Linked DNA regions of Mus musculus: regions 2, 3, 4 and 5 are each linked to region 1. The links are chromatin loops, found by intact Hi-C in ENCODE. Cell type or tissue: left cerebral cortex. All regions are shown on one strand.

Evidence for each region. Hi-C counts contacts between places; a loop is a spot of excess contacts. Peaks named below come from ENCODE experiments on the same cell type or tissue, not always from the same donor. Only the 100,000 strongest peaks of a DNase experiment are listed, where the experiment ranks them.
Region 2: it touches region 1 in a loop (2.8-fold over the local background); 3 of 42 quality-filtered maps call a loop at or near these places.
Region 3: it touches region 1 in a loop (11-fold over the local background); 4 of 42 quality-filtered maps call a loop at or near these places.
Region 4: it touches region 1 in a loop (1.9-fold over the local background); 4 of 42 quality-filtered maps call a loop at or near these places.
Region 5: a loop joins it to region 1, with 2.1 times the contacts of the local background. A loop is called at or near these places in 6 of 42 quality-filtered maps.

The regions. Positions count from the first base shown.
Region 1 is chr8:116,728,758-116,733,757 of GRCm38, reverse strand. Cdyl2 (chromodomain protein, Y chromosome-like 2) reads left to right here and starts at 767. Exons shown (of 7, transcript NM_029441.3): 1 at 767-960. The coding sequence starts at 937. In left cerebral cortex, no CTCF peak of the experiment used is centred here; DNase peaks (open chromatin) are centred at 1,174, 1,727, 1,977, 2,266 and 2 more places; H3K4me3 peaks cover 2,216 bases; H3K27ac peaks cover 1,453 bases.
Region 2 is chr8:116,478,676-116,483,675 of GRCm38, reverse strand. No RefSeq gene overlaps it. Among named protein-coding and RNA genes, the nearest start is that of Dynlrb2, 24 kb to the left of the region's middle. In left cerebral cortex, CTCF peaks have their summits at 2,624 (motif pointing left) and 4,811 (motif pointing right); a DNase peak (open chromatin) is centred at 2,602.
Region 3 is chr8:116,619,047-116,624,046 of GRCm38, reverse strand. It overlaps Cdyl2 (chromodomain protein, Y chromosome-like 2), which reads left to right. Exons shown (of 7, transcript NM_029441.3): 2 at 1-263. Among named protein-coding and RNA genes, the nearest start is that of Gm31367, 16 kb to the right of the region's middle. In left cerebral cortex, a CTCF peak has its summit at 2,077; DNase peaks (open chromatin) are centred at 2,528, 2,765, 3,917, 4,132 and 3 more places; H3K27ac peaks cover 3,148 bases.
Region 4 is chr8:116,502,236-116,507,235 of GRCm38, reverse strand. It overlaps Dynlrb2 (dynein light chain roadblock-type 2), which reads right to left and starts at 2,221. Exons shown (of 4, transcript NM_029297.1): 1 at 2,187-2,221. The coding sequence starts at 2,189. It also overlaps the pseudogene Gm9058. In left cerebral cortex, a CTCF peak has its summit at 2,375; DNase peaks (open chromatin) are centred at 2,303 and 3,043; H3K4me3 peaks cover 777 bases; H3K27ac peaks cover 529 bases.
Region 5 is chr8:116,669,364-116,674,363 of GRCm38, reverse strand. All of the region lies in intron 1 of Cdyl2 (chromodomain protein, Y chromosome-like 2), which reads left to right. Among named protein-coding and RNA genes, the nearest start is that of Cdyl2, 61 kb to the left of the region's middle. In left cerebral cortex, a CTCF peak has its summit at 2,642 (motif pointing left); DNase peaks (open chromatin) are centred at 220, 2,621 and 3,025.

The DNA of each region.
Region 1 (5,000 bases):
AGTGGTGACTGCCACTGTCCTGGCTCTCCTTGGAGCCTGTGGACCAGCCACTTCCTCTCTCCTCTCCTTGAAAACTCATCCTGGAAGCAAGGGGGCCCCTCAGCTCCGAGGGGCCAGTTTTCCTAAGAACGTGCCCAGTCCCCTCCCCGGGAAGGAGAAGAGTGGGGTACTCTGGAGCTAGAAGCAGGACTGAAGAGGGGCTCCCTTGCCTGAGACCTGCAGGTTGATACCTGCCTCTTGGCCGCCCCTTCGCAGCCCGGGCAGGTCATTCCGGGTGGGCACCTGGCCGGGTACTCTGGGGGCCTCGCGGCTGCGCGCGCGGCCGGGCTCGGGAGCGGTACCCGGGCTCGGCCCTCGGTGGCCGCCGCCCCCTCCGCCCCGGGGGCCGGGCCGGGCTCCCGGGAGGCGGGGACTCGCCCAGTGGCAGCAGCGTCCGGGCGGGCGGCGGGCGCGGGGCGGCTTCCTGCAGGCGGCGCCGGGGCGAGCCGAGCGCTACAGTCACCGGCCTCGGGACACGGGGGCCCGGGCGCTCAGGGGGCCGCGTCCGAGGCTCAGGGCGCGCTGCGCAGCCGTCGGTCGCCCCTGCCCGCGCTCGCGTGTCGCCGCGATTGCCGCGGCCGCCGCCGGTTACGCCAGCCCCGCCGCCGCCCGCTCCGATTCTGCGCACAGGCGGCCCCCAAGCCTGTCATTCTGCAAAAACACAGTTTACTCAACACGCCGCACACACTCGCGCGCACACACTCTCACACACACTCACACACAGACACGCGCGCGCGCGCGCACGCAAACACACACACATACACCACACACTTATACACACGCACGCACACACGCGCTCACGCGCGCGCGCAACCCGGGCCCCCCGCGCGCACACGCACGGGAGCGCGCGAGCGAGCAAGACGCGCACACCCGGCGAGCCAAGTTCCGCAGCCTGGCATGGCTTCTGGGGACCTTTACGAGGTACGGAGAAGCCGGGGCGCGGGCGGCGCCGGGGAACCGGGCCTGGCCGAGCTGGTGTGAGCGTAGTCCTGAGCCCGCGGGTGGTGGCGCCGGGGATTGGAGGGCGGCTGGGGGACTCGAGGGTGGCGGCGGACCCGAGGGTGGCGGCGGGGACCGGAGGGTGGCGGGGGCCGGGCGCGCCTCCCGCCGCCGCCTCCCGCGGCGCCCGCTCCCTCTTTCTCTTTCTCTCGCGCACACACTCTCTTACTCCATCTACTTTGCGGCCTTGGAGAGGGGAAGGAGGAAGCCGGGCGGAGCCGGGGCGGAGGGAGGGAAGGTAGCGGTCCCGGGGAGGTGCTTGCTCAGCCCCGACGAGCCGCCCCGAGTGTGGAAAAAAAAAGTACAGGTTAAAAAAAAAATTAAGGAAAAAGAAAAAAAAAGTCGCCGGGCGTGCGAGGGAATGCGGGGGGGCCCGCGCTGCGGACGGCCCAATTTAGGGGTCTTGAGCCCCCGGGGGTGCGCGGGTGTGGGTTGGGTGGGTGATCAAAGCGGAGCCAGGTTCCTAGGAAGGGGAATGAAAAGGACAAGAGTGTTGGGGCACGGGGGAGGGGGTGCCCTGGGGACACCACTCTTGCAGTTCCACAGGGGCCACTGAGTGCCTGCCCCCTCCCCCCACCTGCTGCCTAGTGTCCCCCTTCTCTGGACTCTGAAGCTCTCCTGGCAAGGGCTTGGGGGTTGGTCGCCTCTGCTGGTGTCATGCTTCCTAGGGTGAAAGAGGGGCTGCAGAGGGACCCTCCAGGTGGAAGGGAAGCTGGCCTGAAACTTGTATGTGGGTGGTCAGACTTGTCAGAGGACATGGGTGTGAATCCAGTTCCCAGAACTCCACTGGCACACTAAGGGGGTCATACTTGTCTCTAAGGTCACACAGGTAGTAGTGGGCACTGGATATTTTGAAATCGGTTCAAAATGTTGAAAGAAGGCGTCCATCTGTCATCTTTTGGACAAGAAATACCCACGGTCCCTGGGGAGAGAGGGCTTAGCTGGCCTCGGGACCACAACAGTTCTTGAGTGGGATTTGGACTCCTGGACAAATAAGAAGCCACCACTGATCCCAGGGGGAGTATGCCCTTCAAGAGGTGTTTGTTCTCACGAAAAGGGTCTGAATAAAGAAGCCAAAGGGCCTGGCCACCTTCTCCCAGGAGGCCTGCAGATACTGCAAGAAACCAGTGTCACACGGGTCAGGTTGAGTTTCCCACCCCTTTCCTCCAGTATGAACCAGCCACTACGGTTGGCTGTCATTCCGAAGGTTGTCTAAATTTCCATGCAGTCGTGGAACAGGTCGAGTTAGCATTTTGGGTTAAGAGACTGCAGTCGTAGTTCATCAACTGTAAGCTTTGTTCCCGGGGTCTTCCTGGAAGCCCAGGCTTCTCAGGAAGAAGGTTTACTGACTGGTGTGAGTGGAGAGTGGAGGACAGGCAGGTAGGCATCTCAGCTTCCTATGTATCCAGAGCTTTCTGGGTGATTCTGAGCTTGGTGGGGCCCGGTGATGGGTGACAAGCCATCAGGCTCAGGTGGGGCCCACGTTTTTAAAAAATGATATAAGTTGCCCTCTTCTTTATCCTATGGCCTTCCTTCTCTTTGTGCTGATGGAGAAGCCAGGGAGGGAGAGGAAATTGATGAGAAACTGACAGGATGTAGTACTCCGGGCCACCCAAACTCATCCATCTTTCCCCAAGATGGCAGAGCAGTCTCTGAAACCAAAAAGTTAAAACATAGTGAAACGAAAACCTTTGACCAAGTCCCCTGGACCCTGGCAGAAAGTGGATGCCATTTAGGAACAAAGCCAATCTTGTTGAGGTCATGGGATTTTTCTCACTGATGGTGAGTTGTCTCAGAGCAGCTGACATTGCTTGGGTGACAAGTGGCCTTGTTGAAGACATGAAGTGGACATCACAGGAAGACGTCAGTGCGTCCCCATTTAAAGTCTGAAACTTACAAACCTCCTGGGGATAATTTCTTGTTTAATGTTCACCTGAAACTGCCATTCTTAACCTTGGTAATTACAGTCCCCAGATGAAGATGGGAGTTTCCGCAATGGCCTTGAACTATCTCAGCAACTCAAAAGTGCTTATTGAAGTTCAATAAGCAGGACAATAATAACAATTACTTCTGTGGTGGTAGGTAATTGTGTGAGATCTAAAATGGTTTTCCTGTGGCTGATTATTTGCACAGCCATTACTAGAAGGGCTAAACTGTATTATGAGAATATAACCAACGTCAACATTTTTATAGCCCATGCCTCCATTACATAACATACACCGAGGGACTCAATTGGTTGTTAGAGTTTAACTTAAAAACAAGAAGCGCCAGGTGTGCCTCAGTCCATATTTTTTTTTCTAACTGTCAAATTGCCATATGCATTAAAAATAGCCCATTGATTAAAAATAAATAGATCTGGGCATATTCAGTGCTGTTACTAACCTTAAAAGAAATAAAAAAAAGACATCTCTTTTTATATGATGGTATTTCCTTAATTAAACATACTTGGATGTACACAGAATCGCTTATCATAACCTTTAACCAATAAGCTGTGTTTAAGTAGGCTAGGAGTGATAATCTTTGTGACCTGTATTCCACCTGGGTGCCCGATGACATTACTTTCGACGGTTTATGATGGGGATGATGTTTGGATGTCAGAGATTCACCGACTCTTTGGTGATTTTAGACACCTGTTATAAAAAGCAACCCTTCCCCAGAGAGCTTTGTTAAGAAGTCAGGTGCTGATTTTAAAGACACCAAAATGAGCTTTGCTTACATGACCTTCAGTCTTGGCAAGGAAACCTGGGTCTAAAGGAGGTCCTGGAATTTGGATTTGATGGACCGCCCGGTTTTATTTCCCTGATAGCAGAGCCCTCACCTTCTCTGATGCGTTCTAGTTATGTATATGAGGAGGATTTCAAATATGGATTGATGCCTTACATCAGTGGTTTTCAACCTTCTCAATGCTACAAGTCTTTAATGAAGCTCATGTTGTGGCGACACCAACCATAAAATTGTTTTTGTTGCTACTTCATAACTGTACTTTTTGCCACTGTTACGAATCAGATCTTTACCTGATATGAAGGATATCTGATAGGCAATCCTCGTGAAAGGGTCATTCGACCCCCCCAAAGGGTTGAAAGCTACAGGTTGAAAACTATTTTCTTAAAGCCGTATATGGCTGGTTATAAAATGTAATTCCCCCACCCCCAGATGTGCGAGTCAACATGTGGGCCACCAGAAGTGGTTTGTTAGACAGTTCTAGGGCCCCTGAGTGTGTGTGTGTGTGTGTGTGTGTGTGTGTGTGTGTGTGCCTTGCCTCATTGTTAGGTACGAAAGCAGGATGGAGCAGAAGATCTTTAGCTTGTCTCTTCCTACAGTGATCCTTATACGGGAGCATCCATTTCTCTAACATGTTGACACAATAAATCTGAATCCAGAAGGTATTAGAGTTTGCCATCCCTGGAGTTTAGTCAGCCGTTTGCCAAGATGGTTGGGTGTCGGGAACACATCGTCTGTGGCACAGCATGAGGTAACCAATTGTCAACCAATTGTCTCTTCCCTGCTCGTCACATGTTCACTCACAGCGATTGGAAGACTGGGTCCAGGAGACAGAAAGCACAGTGAGCCACCTTTGGTATTCTGATGCTGAGAGTTACATACGTTTCTTCTCCAGCTTATGGTCTTTTGGTGGTGGTAATATCATGCCCTAGTTCTGTATCTGTTGCTGAGCTCAATTCCCTGGCCAAATCTACTTCTGTGAACAAAAACACACTTCCACCTTACACAGTCCATCACTGAGAGAAGCCAGTGCAGGATCTCCAAACAGGAACCTCGAGGCAGGAACTGAAGCAGAGACATGGCAGACTGCCTCCTACAGCTCGAACAGCATCAAACTTTCTTTCTTCTTTTGTGCAGTTACTGACCTTAAAAGAAACAATAAAAGACATCTTAGCCTCCATTGTAGTATTTCTTTAATTAAATATTATAATCGAGTATACATAAAATGGCTTATTACAACT
Region 2 (5,000 bases), 250 kb after region 1:
GTGGTCTGAAAAATTGTGTTTGATAATTGCTCGAATCTTAATCAAGATTTTATTAAAATCAATATTTGATATGCTGCCCAATTTAATTAAATTAAACCACAGAGAAATGAGCAATAAATGAATTTGAAAATCCATCCCAGGATAAGGTATGTTTCTCTTAATTAGGGGAACATTTGAAACCTTGGGCCAAAGCAGCTGCTGGCCATGAAGGATGGAGACAGAGAAGAACCAATGTCTGTGCAGAGTGTATATGCAAGGCTGGGTGCGGGCTCTCTGCTTATTCCTTCCTATTCCAAATGTAGTTCTTGTAGATGTGTCTTCTGAAGTGCAAGAATCAGGCCCCCGCGCATTTGAGGATGACAGCTGATAAATGGCAGATGTGGATTTTAGCTCAAAGACAAAGTGTCATCTTCTACCTCGGACTGCTTAGAGACCACAGGAAAGCAAGAGACGGCTCATTTTAGAAAAGGTTATTGGCCCAAACATTTCTTAAGAAACAGGGAGTTGTCTTAAACAAGTGGGGAGGCCAAGCTCTAAAAGCATTTGAGTCAGTATAGCCTGCCTTGAGTCCCAAGGAGAGATGGGCAATCTCTCGCATACTTTATGGTGGTTGGGAGTGGCTATGGGTGTCAGTAACAAAGCATCCTAATTAGGATTAGCTAATGAAAACAGAGTGGTGTGGAGAGGGAAAGAGGAGGAGAAGCAGTCTCAGGAGAGGTGCCTCCTCTCTTCAGGGACACTAACAGAGGGTTAATGTTACACAGTGGGACAAGAACCAGGCCTTTAATTAGAACTTCAGAGCCAGAGACATTTCTGGCTCTAAATCTTAGTCATCCAGAGAGCCAGCTCTAGGAAATGAAGGCCGAATTCTTGGCAACAGGAGGGGTCTAAGCCCTGAACAGCACCGCCCCCACCCCCTGTTTTATTCAGTATGTGTTTGGGGGTATAACAGAAAAGTCTGTGACACTCACAAGCTCACATTTGTCATCTCCTGTTCTTTCATTCTCTGCCTTACGCCTGAGACAAGCAGAGTCTCTTCCTGAACCCTGGTCTCTGCCTCCCACGATGCTGGGGTTACAAGCACACATGGAGACAAGCAGCTTTTAAATCATTGCTGGGGATTTGAACTCAGGTCCTCCTGTTTGCATAGCTAGCACCTTTGCCGCTAAGCCCTGAGTCACTCTCTTTTTCTTTAACTCTCTGAATTCCAACTTCTGCTGGTAGTGTTTAAATATTGCTTTCTGCCCATTAAGCACCCCTCCTTTATTACAAAGAATCTAGAGACTTCCTTAAAAACACACATTATACTCATTAAGCACCCCTCCTTTATTACAAAGAATCTAGAGACTTCCTTAAAAACACACATTATACTATCAGACAGATAATGGGATGGGTCATTCCCATTGTTAACAACGAGTTCTGCTTGTCTCCCAATACCTGCTTGATCAGTTTCCTTTAACACATGCATTTCCACTATCAGTGCAGTGACTGGAAAATGTGTCCCTCCCTCTCCTGAGGCCCTCTGTGACTCCAGACCCTCTCTCTCTGCCCCTCCAAGGTAACCACGCTGGTCAGTTTGTATGTTTGTCTAGATATACTCTCTCTGTCTGCCTGAGCCTGGCTTCCCTTACATTTTATGCATCCTAGATTTCATTTACCCACAATCATATTTTTTTGTATACAGGTTCATACTAATATTAATTATGTGTATGCATATATAAACTTTCAAATTGCATACTGTGTAGAAGTACCCTGTTGGAAACTACAAATCTAAGTTGATTATCTAGAGTATTTTTTTCTACAAATAATGCCACTGTATCCTTGCGTAATGAGCTTTGGGTCCATAGTGACCACTAAGAAATAAAGGGACATAGTGCTGGATGCATTCAGATGGGCAGAGTTCCAGTTGTTATGGGGAGTGCAGACACATTCCTTTCCCTTTCCTCCTATGAGATTACTTCTTGGGTTTGGTGGCTCCCAGCATGCTTTGCATTTCGAGGTTGTTTGTGTTTGTTGAATTCTCTCTAATCCTTCCTCACTGTCAGTGCACCCAGAATTAGTTCTGCAGCTCTCTTTAAGGAATGAAAGGCTCCAAGAGAACTGGGCAGGGACTCGGTGTGTCTCTGCCACCCAATCAGCATCTGGAGCAGGGGAGGTTCGATAATATTCATAAAGGCCAACAATATAGATATTAAATTTTGTTCTGTTGATTATTAACTTCTGAACTGGAATCATAACCCTCCCAAATCCAAATAATTTTTAAGATAAACTTTTAAGATATTATTATTAATATTATAATTGTGTGTGTGTGTGTGTGTGTGTGTGTGTGTGTAGGGGTATTATCCACAGATATATAGGTTCTGTGGAGTTCAGAAGAGGTTTTTAGATCTCCTGTGGGTGTGAAGCTGGAGTTAGAGGCTGTTGTGAACCACCTAATTAGGGTACTGGGCTTTGAACTCAGGTTCTCTGAATGAGCAGTAAGTGCCTCTAACCACTGAGCGATCTCTCTCCAGCCCCAGCTTGTTCACATTAGAATTAATCAGGACAGAAGCAAGCGAGTAGGATCAGAAGCCAGAGGCTCTAATGCTCAAGGCTACCACCTAGTGGTCAAGGCTTGTCAGCAAGGCTCAACCTCCCCAAACAGAACTATCAGCTAGGGACCAAGCGCCCAACTTAAGCCCTTGGAGTTGGTTCAAATTCAAACTTCTTTTACGTACTTGGATCGTATTTTTGTGCCTGCAGTTTTGGAGGGCCGCGTTTCTGGCATCTATCTTAGATTCACGATTAAGGCCTGCGGCTTACGTAGCTTAGGATGGGAAGCTGAGGGGCCGTTCTCTTGTGGGTAGGACACGATGTATTGGAGGGTGGGCTTTCTCCTGCTCCTGCCGTTGGTGTCAGCACTGGTGGTCATTAGCGCTCCTCCAGGCTACCTGCCACACGGGGATATCCTCGCCAGCTTAATGAAACTTCACTGCGCGGAGAAACCACCTCAGTGTCCTCTAATTTGCCTTTCCTTTACTTGAGTTCTCTCCAAACAAGCCCCTGTTTGTGTAGCCACTGGAGACGTGAGGATGACACAGACTCTGGTCTCAAGAAGCTCGTGAGGGAGTAGGGAAAGAATGGGACCATGGAGATACAGCAGTGACAAAAACCCTCTATGGGAACCTGTGGGTCTCAACCTTCTCAATGCTGTGACCCTTTAATACAGTTCCTTATGTGGTAGTGACCCCCGACCAATAAAATTACTTCGCTGCTACTTCATAAGTATAATTTTGCTACTGTTATGAGATGTAATGCAAATATCTGCACTTTCTGATGGTCTTAGGTAACACCCGTGAAAGAGTCATTCACCCAGAGGAGTTGTGACCCACAGGTTGAGACGCATTGGCTTAGCATGACCACACAACCAAAGCTTTGTGCAGAGTTTATTTGAAGGCAGCATCTGTTGTGATTTTCAAAACAAAGTAATTTGTAGCTCTTTGATCAGTTCTCTACATCCCCCCCCCCCCCCGTTTCCAGAGAGGTTCTCACTGAACCTGGAGCCCACTTATCACCTAGGCTGGGCAGTCAGTGGATTTCCCAGATCTGCTGGCCTCCACTCTGCTGGGGTTCCAGGCATATGGCTATGGTTCTGCCTATAAAAAATAAGATCTATTTTTTATTGGATATTTTCTTTACTTACATTTCAAATGTTATCCCCTTTCCTCATTTCCCCTCTGAAAACCCCTCTATCCCATTTCCCTACTCCACTGCTCACCACCCACCCACTCCCTGCCCTGGCATTCCTCTACACTGGGGCATCTAGCCTCCTCCCGTTGATGTCTGTCAAGGCCATCCTCTGCTACATATGTGGCTGGAGCCATGGGTCCCTCCATGTGTACTTTTTGGTTGGTGGTTTAGTCCCTGGTAACTCTGGAGATACTGGTTAGTTCATATTATTGTTCCTCCTATGGGGCTGCAAACTCCTTCAGCTCCTCAGGTCCTTTCTCTAGCTCCTCCATTGGGGACCCTGTGCTCAGTCCAATGGTTGGCTGAGAACATCCACCTCTATAGTTGTCAGGCACTGGCAGAGCCTCTCAGGAGACAGCTATATCAGGCTCCTGTCAGCAAGCACTTGTTGGCATCCACAATAGTGTCTGGGTTTGGTAACTGCATATGGGATGGATCCCAGGGAAATGCAGATCGAAACAACCCTGAGATTCCACCTCACACCAGTCAGAATGGCTAAGATAAAAAAGTCAGGTAATAGCAGATGCTGGTGAGGATATGGAGAAAGAGGAACACTCCTCCATTGTTGGTGGGACTGCAAGCTGGTACAACCACTCTTGAAGTCAGTTCTGTGGTTCCTCAGAAAATTGGACATGGTACTACCGGAGGACCCAGCTGTACCCAGAAGGTGTTCCAACATGTAATAAGGACACATGCTCCACTATGTTCATAGCAGCCTTATTTATAATAACCAAAAGCTGGAAAGAAGCCAGATGTCCCTCAACAGAGGAATGGATACAGAAAATATGGTACATTCACACAATGGAGTACTACGCAACTATTAAAAACAATGACTTCATGAAATTCTTAAGCAAATGGATGGATCTGGAAGATATTAACCTGAGTGAGGTAACCCAACCACAAAAGAACACACATGGTATGCACTCACTGATAAGTGGATATTATCTCAGAATCTTAGAATACCCAAGATCATTTTTTTAAAAAAATTATGTTTATGACAGCCTGCTTATAGGATTGTATCCATGGTGCAGTACTCACAGGGGCCAAAAGGGGGCAGTGAATCCCCTGTAGTTGATGGCCCTGATGTGTGTGCTGGGCACTGAACATAGGTCTTGCAGAAAAACAGGAAGTGTGCCTCAGTCCTGAACCATCTCTCTAGTTCATGAGCCTGGCTTCTAAGTGGGGATTGAACTGGGGTTCTCATGCTGGTGTGATAGGCACTTGACTGCATGAATCCCTCTTAGATGATTTTCAAAGCATCCTGGGTAAAT
Region 3 (5,000 bases), 110 kb after region 1:
GCCCAAGAAGGGGTCTTCGGGTAAGGCTCCAGACAGGGCCACCAAGACTGTGTCCTATAGGACTACCCCCAGTGGCTTACAGATCATGCCCCTGAAGAAGGCTCAGAACGGCCTGGAGAACGGAGATGCCGGCTCTGAGAAGGACGAGTCACACTTTGGAAACGGGTCCCATCAGCCGGATCTGGAGTTGAACGACCAGCTTGGAGAGCAGGAGGCCAGTGACTGCGACGGGACCCACTCCGCGCTGGTGGAGAATGGAGTTGGTCTGTGGCTTTTCTTTCTCTCAGGGTTGGGTTGGTCTTGGCTGGTGGCCAGCTTGTGGTGTTGTTGTTGTTGTTGTTGTTGTTGTAGGCAGGATCTTATGTGGTCCAGGTTGGCCTCAAACTCACCAAGTATTCTAGGATGGCTTTGACCCCCCTGTCTCCTGCCTCTGTCTCCTGGGTGCTGGGATTGCATGCAGGCACTGTTAGATCCTGTCTCAGGTAAAGGTGGAACACGGGGCATGCTGGGTAAGGACTCTACTCACCAAGCCAGCCATGTCTTCAGCCCTTTGGTCTGACTTTTCTTTCAACCTAGGGAAATATCTAAGTTGCTACCCACCTTCTGTCTTTAACTCTTAGCTACCTCTTAGTTCTGCCTTTCTTGGTCTCTCACGTCAAGGCCACGGACGTTTGACCTCAAGCCTGTGCTGGTTATTAGACACCTTTGCATACAGGGATATCAAGCCCCAGGTGCTATATGAGGCCTGCGGTAGGTTACAAAGGCCTAACTACAGCTAGGCCTGTCATCCCAGCTATGTGAGAGGCTGGGGTAGGAGGATTGCAAATGTAAGGTCACTCGGGACTACAGGTTGAGTGCATGACCAGCTTGGGCCACTGTAATGAGATCCTGTGATGTAAAGGGGACATCCAATCCCCCCTATACTGTTAAATACAGAAAAAAGAGAGAATCCTACTACACTGTAGGATACCCCAGGCTGTAGTCACCACACCAGATCCACATTCCTGGGGGTGGGGTGCAGCCCAACATCCCAGGAGACAGAAGTCCTCCCCAGAGGGCCTGCACCTCCCCTGGGACTCACAGCCTTTGTCCAGGGAGGGGCTGCCTTGGGGGCTGTCCTCCTGTCCACGCCATTTACAGATGGAGTTCTCCAAGCTAGCGCATGATGGGAGATGCCTGCTCTTCTGGTGTCACCAGCGTAGGCGGAGGGCCGTTCCTCTTAGGTGGAACATGACTAACTTCCAGCTGTGTCCATGCATGGGACATAGGACAGTACAACTCCTGTCGTGCTTCTTTAATTTCTTTATCCAGTCTCTATGTTCAGACCAGGCTTGCCCTGGACTCACGGTTGCCCAGACTGGGCAGAGCTTCCTTTATAAAGCCGCCAATCCCTTTCAAGATGATAGATACAGTTCTCATGAGCTTATCTCATCCCACAGGCTTTGCCTCTTGGTACTGTTAAATGGGATACAGAGTTTCAAGCTGTGACTCTCGGGGGAGGGGGAACCCCAACACCCAGACTATAGTGGGTTGGTCCTAACTGCAGCTCCAACCCCGCCCTGTGCCGGCTCTCTTGCCTGCTCCTTTCTGCCCTGTCCTGGAAGCAACGTAGACTGTAGGTAGCTTGCGTTAGGACATGAATTCCTCCTCTTACAGTCTCTGGAGGCGGTGAACCCTGAGCTTCTCATGCTGTGACATCCTCAGTGGCCAGACTGCGCCTTCACAAAGACCTCAGTGGCCTGTGTCTTTGGGCAAGCTGTGTGCTCCAGTGTCATGCCCCCTCCATTCTCAAACACCCTTGTGTATACCCACAGGCATCTTCATATACAGAGATCAGAGCCTGAAGTCTCAGGAGCTTCAGGAAATACCTAATGGGCACACAACAGTGCATGCCCAGTGTGCAGGGCCCTCAGATGCCCCTGATGGAATGAGAGTGAACACGGATGCAGAGGTGCAGGTGGTAACGAGCAGGCTAGGTCATGAGTTAAGTGCCCGTCTGTGATGATGCTGAGTGTGGGGTCTGGACCGTTCTGAGTATGCTCCGTTGGGGAGAGCTTGCCATCTTTAGGGGAACCTGGGCAATTGCTTAGAGCTTCCTCCTGCTCCAGAGAGGAATCTCACCCTAACGCGATTTATTTAGGCATCTGCCCCAGCCTGACTCATGCTTCCATCTGGGGATCCCCCAGTGCTGATATGCCTGTGCTTCGAGCATATGGAAGCGCTGTTTGTCTTAAACATTCATCTCTCGGGGGAAGAAGTAGCTTGTGTAAACGAGGCTTGGCATAAACATCCCCGTTTGATGTTCGCGTGACAGCTGCTAGCAGTTGCAGAATCCCCCTCCCCCATTGGTGCAGGAAGGGGCGGTCAGGGGAAGCCTCTTAGGCTCATGGGGTACAAGAGCAGGAGCCTGGGCAGGGTCCCAGTAACTGAGCTGATAACACTCCCCCTGCCAGACTTGCAGCTTCCCTAAGAGTAAGCAGGAGCACTAAGGGAGGATGGTTTGCTGACTGACTGCCAGACAGCAGTGTGATGCACAGGGTGGGTGTCTCTCCCCATGCCCTGTGCTGCTTTCTGAGGTGGAGTGCAACTGTTAGCCTTTTGCTCTGGCGACCCGCCTTGAATGCCAACTCGCTAATGGGGCCAGATACCTCATCACCTGAGAAACTTGCTAGCCAGCCGACCCGCCGAAGTCCCTGCGCGTTTGTAGCTATTCTGGACCTTTTTCCTCCTCAGTCTGGTGTCTTGCTATCTTCTCCAGATAATGTATATTCACACATCCCAGGGCCCCAGCTGGAAGGGAGAGGAAGCTGCCACCCACCTCTATTGTGTTTGTAGCCGTCCCAAACTTTTTGCTTAATTACATCCTTTCGAGTTGGCGCCCACAAGCTCCCATGAGGATAGGCTGTTGGTCTCATATTTCACGTGTCTAATATCCCCCTGGATACCTGTGACAAATGTAGGCAGATCCCACAGTATCTGATGGACTGTCTTAGGCGGAGAGGCTCCAGGAGACTGGCTCTTGATGGGTACCTCGGCGGCTTCTGTGTGTTAGACTCTGTACCAGGATGACTGGGCCGTGTCATTTGCCATCGGACACCAGAGCCCTTCAGTTCAAGTCTGACTCTCGGAGCACCGGTTCAGGACCACTGCCCTGCTAGCCGCTGGCTAGATTAGAGAGATGCAAAGAGAGGAGTAAGGGCCCATCTTTTGTAACTTAAAATCTACCCTCGGCCAAGCTGGTGGGCTCGGACTTTTAGGTTGAGTAAGCACCAGAGGTTGAACCTCCATGGATGGAGTCCCATGTAATACATGGAACAGCATTGCCGTATTTATATACAACTCGAATGTAGTCACTCGTGGGAGAAACGGCTCCTGCCTCAGTCACCCTCTGACACTTGGGTTGCAGCTAGCTTATTACCCAGGGGGGTCAAGCACTGGGGGAAGCGGAGGCAGCATCCTTGCCATTGAGAGCAGTCTGAGATTCAGAGGTGTAGGGAGACCAAACAAGTCTCTGTCATGCTCCTGGCCTTAGGGAAGCTCTGTTGAGGGCAGTGCCACATACAGGTTAGGCATTGAATTATTTTCCTCCTAATCTTTCTCTGACCCAAACCTAAGGATCTAGTGCCATTTGACCAGTGGGGTGTAGGACTTAGGGGTTCCCCCTGTTTGCCCTGCAGAAGCATCCCAGAGGGCTCCTGACTGCACCTCAGGGCAGTGTTTGGGATATGGGGTGTTCACTTTTTAAATGTCTTTCCCCCCCTCTCTCGATGACTTAACTTCCCCATAGAAAGAAGTAACTTATGTAATATGACTTCCTTATGGTATAGGAACAATCCACAGCCCAGGGCTCCAGTGGGTGGCACATTCTGGGTTCACACCATGCCTCTCCCCGCTGAAGCTCAAGATGAATATGGCATGCATGGCTCAGTGCCCACCTCTGTTCCCTCTTCTCCTGGGGTGACAAACGACTCTGCGGTCCACGGACCATCTGCCTCAGTATCCCTCTGGGAGCTTGTTAGAATGAGCTCCGCCCCATCCGAGTGAATGGGGACCTGGGGCGGCGGCGGGGGGGGGGGCGGGGGGGCAGGTGTGAATCACTCCTGTCAAACGATGAGTTTTAATAGCTGAGTGTGGATGGCCGCCCCCACGGACGTGTGTGGTTGTGAGCGATGGCTCATAGACGCCTCGCTGCCAGATCTGGGATGTTCTCCCGCATTTTTAAACTTGTAAGAGCATGGTTTTTTTAAAAAACAAGGTCTCTTCCTTGACTGTGTACTTCCCACATAAGGGATTTCTCTCTGTTTCTGTCTGTCTGTCTGTCTGTCTGTCTCTGCCTCTCTGTCTCCATGTCTCTTTCTTAAGAAAGATAGGCTTCAGCTGTGCTGAGCAGCTGTCCCTTTAGGGATCCCTCCCTCTCCTGCTCTGGTGGGAACTCCCCTGTCCTGACTGTCCACAGAGGCCACAGCCTGGTTCTTTTAAAGACCCATTTGTGCTTTAACCCCTGGGGACACTCCACCTCCCCAGCAGGTACCCTCATTCCCTTTGAGCCCTAGAGCAAAGCATGGCTGCCCAGTCAGTGCTCTCCAAGGGCCCGTGGACCCTCAAGCCCCGTGCCCACAGTTCTCTGATTTCCGAATATCATTTCTCTACATGTTTGGTGTCTGTCTGTCTGTCTCCCAGGCCTTCCGTGATTCACTATTCCCTGCATTGTTCCCGCCCATGCATGTCCCCTCCCAGACAGGTGGGCATCCTTTGCCATTTTCCATCCATCCATCCTCTGACAGGATGCCAGCCTTCTCTTCCAGGGTGTTCACTTCAACCTTCACACTCTCCATGCGGTTATTGCTTTCCCTTATCTGCAGATCAGAACCGAGGTGGACATTTAAAAAGCAACCCACACTGTCCTCGTGGGGAGAACTTGGGACCTGACAAAGGCAGAGCTAGACTCAGCACACCTGGAGGGTGGGCTGGAAACTGAACAGAGCCAAGTTGGTACTGTT
Region 4 (5,000 bases), 230 kb after region 1:
ATGTGTTCTGATTTGCTAGAAGGGTAGTGTTTATTTATTTGCTTGCTTTTACATTGCCCAGAAAGCTACCATGGGCCATCATTCAGCAGCTCCCACTTCCATACTTACAAAACACTTCTTTCGTATGTCATGGCTTTTAAATATTTATAGATCATCACTATATCCTCCGAGAGTGTCCATAAGCTGCCCTTTCTGAGACTCCTTAGTTACTTCTGTTTCCCCCATTGGGGGTTCATTCTGGTGACCAAGCTTACAAAGGGCAATTCTGTGCAAGCATTGTATTGCAGGATGCCGGAGCACCCTGGCTGTGTCTTGGTTGAAGCGGAATGTTCGGCTATGGGTGTCTGCATTAGGGACTCGCATCTGGGTTTTACGCTTACCTTTTTGAGCTGGCTGAGACTAAAACCACTCGGTTCCCTGTGCTGTCTTATTCCCAACAGCACATTGCGACTATTTACACTTCTTGTAAAAATATAGTTTATTATTTTATAGGGATGGATGCTTGTCTGCACGTATGTCTGAGCACCATGTGCATGCGTAGGGCCAGTGGAGGCCAGAAGAGGGTGTCAGATCACTTAGACATAAAGTTACAGACAGCTGTGAGATATCAGGGGTTGCTGAGGCTTGAACCTGGGTCCTCTGCAAGAGAACCTAATGCTTTTAACCACTGAGCTTTCTCCACAGCCTCATATGCATTTTTTTTGGATTTTTTTTTTTTTGAGATAGGATTTCACAGTATATAGCTCAGCCTGGTCTTGAACTTGCAGCAGTCCTCCTGCCTCAGCCTCCTGAGTGCTGGGACTCCAGGCAGGCATTACCGTGCTCCACTTAGCCAGGCAGTTTTGTGATGAGAATCTATTCTATTGTTTTCTTTCCCAACATCTCACAAGTGAACACTACGTTACTTCAGTCAGAGACAGGCTTCCTTCTGCACCCATTGTGGAGGTGAGCAAGCACTTTTCTCGTTTTTCCCACCACCAGGGCAGGTGTCTTTTGAGGAAATGTCAGGCTGGATTAGTGGCTTTCCTCATGGTGGACACTGGTAACATTTAATTTAGCATGTTCTTTAAACTACACCATGGCCCAAAGCTTGGAGAAATGCATCTGCAGAGGCCACCCCAGGTCACAAACGGGCTGTCACAAATAAAGAGGACTGTGAAAACAAAGGAAGAGAGCATATGTTTACATTTCAGTAACACGAAAGCTCTGAGCCTGAGGTGTCCTCTGGAAAGGAAAAGGAGACATCGCCAGTGACAGTAATAGCAAGAATCTGATAGTGCCAGGGACTTGTTTTGTCTCATACACAGCCTGGGACAAAACCAAAACCAAACCAAACCAAACACCAAAACCAAACAACAAACAAACCAACCCAACCGACCAACCAAGAAAACGCAAACCCCAGTAAATGTAGACATTTTTTTCTTGGGGTATCTCTCTGACACTTGGCATTTCTTGGTCTCCTTATGTCTGGCACAGAATACTCACAAACCAGCCCAGTTCTGATCGCCTTAGGGGCTCCTCAAAGTCACGGACCTCTCCTCCCTTCCTCCACTGCTCCTCTCAGCTCTCTGCTCCTCACCTTTCCTCTCCTCCAAGGTGGTTCTCTTCTGACTCCCAGACCCCTATTGCAACCTCCTGTGTCCCCAGGCCACTCCTGTGCCTCTCCTCCTCTCCCCTTCACTCTCCTTCCCTCCTCCTCCTCTCCCTTTCCCTTTTCTCCAACCCTTTTCCTTCGTTTCTTTCTCTCCCATCCCCTTCCTTCTCTTCTCTTCCCCTTTGCCTTTCTTTTTCCCTTTCCTTTTTTTTTCTCTCTTCTCTCTCCTTCCTTTTCTGTGCAGGCGAGGTTGGGGTAGCATCCCACCTTCCTCCCCGCGTTCTCTCTCCATTCCTCGCCCCCCCTCCTAGTTTTTATTTCTTCCCTCTTTGTCTCTTACTCATCTCCCAGCCCCCTTCCCATTTTTTTGTTCTCCTGGTCTCCTTCTTTCTCAGCTTGGGATCTTTCTTTCTTTCTCCACCTCTGTCATAGCTCTTTGCAAACTTTTCTGGCTCCCAGATTCATCTCAACACCTCCCGTTTTTTCAATAGCGCCCTTTCCAGCTGTCATCCAGTAAATGGTGAGACCCTCCCAGGACAGCTGTGCACATGAGTCTCCCCCTCTACCCTTCTAGACAAGAACTCAGATTTACCATCGCGCCTGTGGGACAGCTCCTGGCTCAAGTCTGAGTTGCAGTTTCTGTGGATGTCAACAACGCTTCCCCCGTTGCTAGGCAACCAGGCAGGAAGTGGCTTTCTGAAAGCTATGGGCTGCGCCTGCGCAACGGTTAGGCTGTTTCTGAAGCCGGCTTTTCCGCCCTGCATGTGGCAGGTTGCTTTGCAGCCTAGCAAAAGAAGGCAGGCACGGACGTTCCTTCCCAGGAACCTCAAGGCGATGGGGTCGTGGCAGGATACAGTCTCTCCTGGGTTTAACTTTTCTTCTTTTTCATGCTTTCTGGAGATGTGGCCGGCACTTGTCCCTGAGTCAGGCAAGTGTAGGTAGCCACTTGACCGCCCCCACGTGAGATATATGATACACACATGGGTGCCAATAATACCATCCTGAGATATAGAACTATCCATGTGGGAAACAATAACACACTGTGGATATGGTAGCACGCAGGGAAGGTGCTCATGTCCTAAAACCAACCGATTTCACTTTATCTCTGAGAATTTGGTACTAGAGCTGAGCCGATCTAGAAAGGGTTTGTTCTGCTGCTGTGATAAACAAACAAACAAACAAACAAAGAGCAACTTCGAGGAGAAAGGGTTCCGTCTAGCTTACAATTCCAGGTCGCAATCATTGTGGGAAGGCAAGGCAGGAGCTTGAAGAATCTAGTTAGATCCACACTCAGCAGGGGGAGAGAATGAGAGAGGGGGGAGGGGGAGAGGGAGAGGGAGAGAAAGGGAGGGAGCGATAGAGGAGGGAAAGTAAGAAAAAGCAGAAGAGAAAGAGGGAGGAAGGAAGAAAGAAGGAAGAGGAGGAAGCCTTTATCCACAGCTGTGATGGGAGGCAAGCAGGATTCCAGCAGGAGCAGCTCTGGCAGGAGAACAACAGCTCAGAGAGAAGTGGCCAAAGTGACTTCCAACCAGCAGTAAAGTCTGATTCTGCGCATAGGGAATCAATGGGGGAGAACGGGAGCCACTTTCTCCTCATCGACCTTTCCCTCCAATGATTTCTCGGAGGTAGCTTGGTTTAATTTTGATGCCTTCTCTTTGGGGTGGGACTATGATGGATATCCAAGGTGGTGCTTTATAAAGCGCCTTGAAGGAATCCAACATGTTCTCGGGCCCCGTCCTAGGTACTGGGAATTCTTTCCACCCCTTCCACCACCTCCCAACTCTCCCCCTTCCTTTAAATTCATGCTAAGTGCTAAATAACCTTCAACTCCACTGAAAGTGTTAGTTACTAAAACTTGCAAGCACTTGGAAAAACCAAACCGTAGGCATATTTTACTCTTCCTTGCCCTTAACTGTCAAAAACCAGAACTTCCTTCCCAACAAGAGGGGGTCTCTCTTGTTTGTTGACTGTCTCCATTCTGATAGAATCGCAGTAATGCTGTGACCTTGAGTTTCCCCTTGGTATCTTATTTACTTTTCTATGTAGCTTTGGCACTCTTTTGGCAACCATTGAGTTGGACTGCACTTTTTATATCTTGTGTTCATTTTCCTTGTGAGATTTTCCTATTATAGTACTCTACTTTAGGGCATCTTAAGCTTTATCCAGTTACAACCCATTTCTCCCACCCCCGACAAATTTATTATTCATTTTATGTGTATAGGTGCTTTGCCTACATGTATGCCCATGCACTGTGTGTGTGTGTGTGTGTTTGTGTGTGGTGTGTGTGTGTGTTGACCCCAGAGGCCAGAAGATGTTGGATCCCCTGGAACTTGAATTACAAACAGTTGCAACCTGCCATATGAGTGCTGTCAATTGAAGCCAGGTCCTCTGCAAGAGCAACCAGTGCTCTTACCTCTGAGTCACCTATCCAGCCTTCCCAGATAAAATTATATGTGGTCTTGTGTTTATAAAAGTAGGTATAGATATCAAACATTTACTGATAATAAATTATAAAGAAATTTATTTGAACACAATCCTTTGGCCTACATAAAATCCTACCACTCATTAAAGAGAAAAACAATTTGCATGATAATGGATAGGAAGTGCTTGTCTGTCTAACTTAAGCCAATTCAAAGAATCACTAATTTGATTCTTACATACTGAGGAGTGGAGGTAGGAAACTATTAGGAATCTTTGTTGCTGTTGTTGTTTATAATTAAATATTAGTTTCTATAAGAATAGAAAACTCCTTGTAAAAACCACCAATGCAACTCTTAGCCTTCAGTTTGAGGGAGGGTGTTTGGGGTGTTTTAGACATTGTTTGTTGACTTTACACGGTGAGGGCATACACAAGTTGAGTGCCCCTGATGTATGTTCAGAGCCAGAGCTGCTGTTAGTTTGCAAAACACAACTCCATCAACAACAGCAAGACACCTCATATTCATGGAGTGTTTAATTTTGAATTAATCTTTGATCCTTGCATTTTTCCTGTTTGTTGCCAATTCTTTTATGAGTCGTCCCCCCCCCCCCTTGGTGCATAGTTCAGAATTCCTTTCCTTTTTTTTTTCCCACAAATAGGACTTTTTATTTGTCACTATTAAAAATCTGGATTTTACACTGATCTGATTCTTGGACTGGCGGTTCATATCCGTCAGCTCGCTCAACCTTAGCGCCCGTCTCGTCTCCAGCTGCTTTGCCAGAGCTGCCGCCTTCCCCATGCAGCTCCATGAGATTGCCCAATTCAAACTTGGGTTTCTTCAGCATTTTTACTTTTCTAACAAAGACATCATGAAGAGGATAAATGGACTGGCAAGCCTTTTCTATGTCTTTCCCAATGCTGTCTGGAATCAGTTTATTAACTACTTCCTTCAAGTCATTGGTCTGCACCACTCGGGTCATGATTTCC
Region 5 (5,000 bases), 59 kb after region 1:
TGCCTGGGCTGCCCTGCCCTGCCCTGCCCTGCCCTGCCCTGATGGCTGAGCCTAAATCTGCATTTCTGGTAACCGTATAGACAGAGGTCACAGGTGTGGGGCCGGGGTGAGGTGGGGCTCTTCTCTGTCAGAAGTCAGAGTTCTATGGCTCAGTGAGTCACTCTGCTCCCACCCCCTGAGCTCTGAGCTGGCTTGTTTCAGGGTTGGTGTGGGTGGCGGTGTGGCTGGCAGGTTGTGGGTGAGGCCAGCCCACCCCAGAAGGTAGTGATGAGCCGAGTGCTGCCACGAGCCTGCTAGCACCAGGCTATGCCTTGTACCTGTCCTGCAGGGACTCTGGCTCTTGCTCTCCGTTTTTTTTCCCTGTGAAATCATTTCCCTTCTCTCCCTTCAAGCCTTTGGATCCTTCCAGTCTGTCTATTTTAATTGTGATCAAGTTCACTGCAATTTGTCATCTTAAGCAATTTTAAGAGCAGAGCTAGAGGCAGGAAGAACGTTCACGGTGACGGATAGCTCTCACCTGTGGCCCATCCAGGTAGCTCTTTTCATGCAAAGTTGAGACTGTCAATGAAAATCATGCCCCATTCTCCTGCCTCAGCCCCTGGAAGTGATTGTTCTAGTCTCTGTCTAAGAATGTCACTACTCCAGACAGTTCATGGAAGTAGAATCCTGTAGGAGTCTGGAAACTGGCTTTCTTCCCTCAGGACACCGTCCTCAGGGTTCATTCACGCCACAAGTATCAGTACTTCCTCTCTTTGGAAGCGGAGTAACGCCCCGGATATGCACATTCACTATGCACATTCAAATTTCATTTGTTGCTTTGAGGAAAATGCTCTGATCACCTGGGGGTACTTGCTTAACAACCACATAAAAAAACAAAAACCAACCAACCAAACAAACAAACAAACAAAAAAAAAACCAAAAAACAACAAAGCTATTTTCCCAGCCTGCCAACTTTAACTTTTGAATAAACATTACTGTTATTTTTATTATTCGCATACCTACAATCACTGGACCAAAACATTCAACATAATTTCCCATTCAAAGGGGAATTAAATAGAGAGACTATCTTGTGTGTTGTATGGATACATCCACCTGTCAATTAAAAGCCTAGCTGACCTATGGCTTAGCCAGGAGGTAGAAGGTGGGATATCCGGGAGGAGAAAGAATTCTGGGATAGAGGCAGGCGAGGAGATTTCCTTCCTGGGGAGATGGGACAAGACAGATGCCCAGTACCTGAACACAGGTAACTAATCACGTAGCAGAATGCAGGTCAGAATAAATGGGTTATTTTAAGTTATATCAATTCAGGGAAGAGCCTAGCTCTATGGCCAGGGTGTCTGTAAATATATTGTGAGTCTGAGTCTTATTTCTGGGAGCATGGGGCTGGGAGGAAAATCCTGGCCTAACCTCAACATAAGCCAATGTGGATTTTTTTTTCCTTTTTGAAGTATTTATTTGTCTTATGTTTATTTGTGTGTTTTGGGGGAGTGGGACGTGTTCCATGGTACCAGTGTGGAAGTCTGAGCAAAAGGCATGAGGGTCCCGGGAGTCAGACTCACGTCACTAGGCTTAGTTAGCAAGCACCGTTCTCCACTGACATTTTCTGACCAGTCACTTAAACAAACAAACAAACAAACAAAACCCGTCTTATTAAATGTAAGCAGCCATAGCCACGGCCATTTTAGGACATTTTCCGTCATCAAAAAGAGCCATCACGAACCTCTCCCAGCAGCATAGCCCCACCAGGTCCCCCAGCTCCAGGCAGCCACTGATAAGTGTGTATTTTCCATGGGTTTTCCTGGTCTGCCTTTTTACACAAATGATGTCCTACTGCATGCGGTCCTTGTGACCAGGTGCTTCCACCTAGCAGACATCAGGCCTCATCTCCTTTTCTCAGGATCCCGCTGTTCAGTCACAGGCTTGTCTTGTCTTCCCTGTCACAGGGCACACAGGTGAGTTCTATTCTGTTGCTTTCTGACACCCCCCCCCCCCCACACACACACACAGAGTTGGGGATTAGAAAAGTAAAAAATTAGTGACTCAGGGAGGCTGAAGAGACTGCCCGGTGGGAAGAGCTAGCGATGTTCCTCCAGAGGTCCCGGGTGTGATTCCCAGCACCCAAGTCAGGTACTTCCCACAGCTCCAGCTCCAGGGAGATTCCATGTCCCTGGCCTCTGCAGGCACCTGTTCTCATGTTCACACAGCTACTTACATGATTAAAAGTAAATCCCCTTAAATTAGTAACTTAATAAACAATAGAGAGCGGGGCTTCGGATAGCACAAGTGACAAAGTCTGTGCCCCTGCCATCAGGAGAACATGAGTTGTATGTAAAATGCCAGATGTAGTAACTTGTACTGGTAATGTTTGCATTGGTGGGATGGAGACAGGAGGACGTCCCCTGACCTCCCACCCCCACCCAGAACCCCCAGGCTTGTTGACCTGTCAGCTTAGCTTAATCAGCAAGCCCCAGGTCCAGGGAGAGAAACGGTTTATCCAAAAACAAGGTGGGAATTCAGGAGAGTTGATTCAGCCGTACTTATGGTTCTTGTAGAGGACTCGAGTTTCATTTCCTACACCCATATAGTGGCTCACCATTATCCTAAATTCCAATTCCAGGGAATCCAGCGCCCTCTTCTGGCCTCTGAGAACATCAGGCAAGCACATGTTGTACACACAGACAAAACACTTGTACACATAAAATGAAATAAATCTAAAATACTTCAGAGTGGATGGATCCTGAGGAACAACACCTGAGGCTGAACTCTGACCCCTGCACACACATGCACGCACACACACATTCAGACATACACATAAGCACACACACACACACAGTGAATGAATGAATGAATGAATGAATGAGTGAGTTGTGGAACAAAATGCTGTGATTTGAATGAGGTTCAGACCATACTCGTGTGAGTGGTTATTTGTGTTACGACTCTGTGGGTGATGGTTCCGCGTCTTGTTTTGTCTAGAAATTAGAATATTCAGACGAGACAAGCCTGATGAGAAGGGTTTGAAGTGCCGAGAATTCTAAGTGGGTTGACGGTGGGGGTGTACTTGCAGTTAGATTCAGGAGCCGACAAATGGATGCTCATAAGACAGACGGGGGTTTATAACTTTTTAAAAAAGATTTATTTATTTTATGTATATGAGAACACTGTAGCTCTCTTCAGACACACAAGAAGAGGGCTCAGATCCCATTACAGATGGTTGTGAGCCACCGTGTGGTTGCTGGGAATTGAACTCAGGGACCTCTGGAAGAGCAGTCAGTGCTCTTAACCACCTTCCTCTCTTCCCTCTCCCCTTTCTCCCGCGCCCTCTCTGGCCCAGGGCTAGCAGTGCCATCTTGTGTTGCAGTCTCAAGCTCATTGCACTATGCAGTACAGGGCAGGTTGCTCAGGGTTAGATGGGCAGATGTGGAGAGTCCATTGACCCCTGACCAGGGAAGCACTGGCGCTGGTCACTATAATTCCAAGGCCCCACCTTTCCCACTTGGCTAGGAGAGGCGTCTGGATCTTAAAGAGACTGTCTTGGTCACAGAGCTCCCTGATTGGCTTAGAGCTGTCACGAAGCTCTCTGATTGGCCTAGGGCTGTCACGGAGCTCTCTGATTGGCTTAGAGCTGTCACGGAGCTCTCTGATTGGCCTAGGGCTGTCACAGAGCTCTCTGATTGGCGTAGGGCTGTTTTGGAGAGACAGGAAGCTAATGTAAAAGTTACTCTGAAGCAGTACGGGGCTTCTGAGCATGCCACTGGTAGTCCAGTGGTCAGGTCTGTGGAACCCTTGAGAAAATCATGTTTTGTGTAAACATTCTCCAGCTCTCTAGCCCAGTCTTTCTGATCTCCAGTGCTGACTTGGGGCCGATCCTTTTTGGGGGTGGGGTGGGGGTCTCTGATGCCTTAGCCTTCTCTCACCACAGCTCACTCACTAACTATTAGAATATCAAACAAGGCAGCCATCCTTCCCTTATGGAGGGACCCTGTCCTGGACCATATTAAAGTTCAGTGCTTTACGTGAAAGAGTTCCTCTCTTCCTGACGGTGAAGGAGGAGGTCGTTATTAATCCCATTTTACGGAAGAAGCTTATACACAGATGGAAGAGCCTGAGAGACTCCAGAGATGTGGCTTGCACTGTTTCTTCTTTTCAGTTTTACTTTTACTTTACGTGTGTATATGATGTGTATGCCTGAAGAGGACATCAGATCTCCTCCAGAGCTAGGTTGATAGGAGTGGTGAGCCACCCGATGTACATGCTGGGAACCGAACCCAGGTCCTCTGCAACAGCAGCAAGCACTTTTAACTAATGGGGCCATTTCTTCAGGCCCAAGATTCACACTGTACTCTCTACCATAGTTTGTATTTTTCTCAGAAATAGCCTTCATGATAATGTAGTCATAATACAATGAGGGGCTTATCAGCATGTATGGTAGCGTGGGCATCCCTTGCATTATTTAAAAAGTTTAGATTAGTGTGATACGGTTTGTGACTGCGGGAGGGGTGGTTGTCCTTGTGTTCATGTTAGGTCAGATGAGCACTTGTAAGAATCAGTTCCGTCCTTTCACCCAGGACCCCAGTTGTCAGGTTTTGTACCGGCTGCTTTTGTGTGTCAACTTGACACAAGCTGGAGTTATCACAGAGGAAAGGGCTTTAGTTGAGGAAATGCCTCCATGAGATCCAGCTGTGGGGCATTTTCTCAATTAGTGATCAAGGGGGGAGGGCCCCTTGTGGGTGGGACCATCCCTGGGTTCTATAAAAAAGCAGGTTGAGCAAGCCAGTAAGTAACATCCCTCCATGGCCTCTGCATCAGCTCCTGCTTCCTGACCTGCATGGGTTCCAGTCCTGACTTCCTTTGGTGATGAACAGCAACATGGCCGTGTAAGCTGAATAAACCCTTTCCTCCCCAACTTCCTTCTTAGTCATGATGTTTGTGCAGGAATAGAAACCCTGACTAAGACAGGTTTGCTCTGCAAATGTTTCATCCTCAGAACTCTCCTGGCAGCT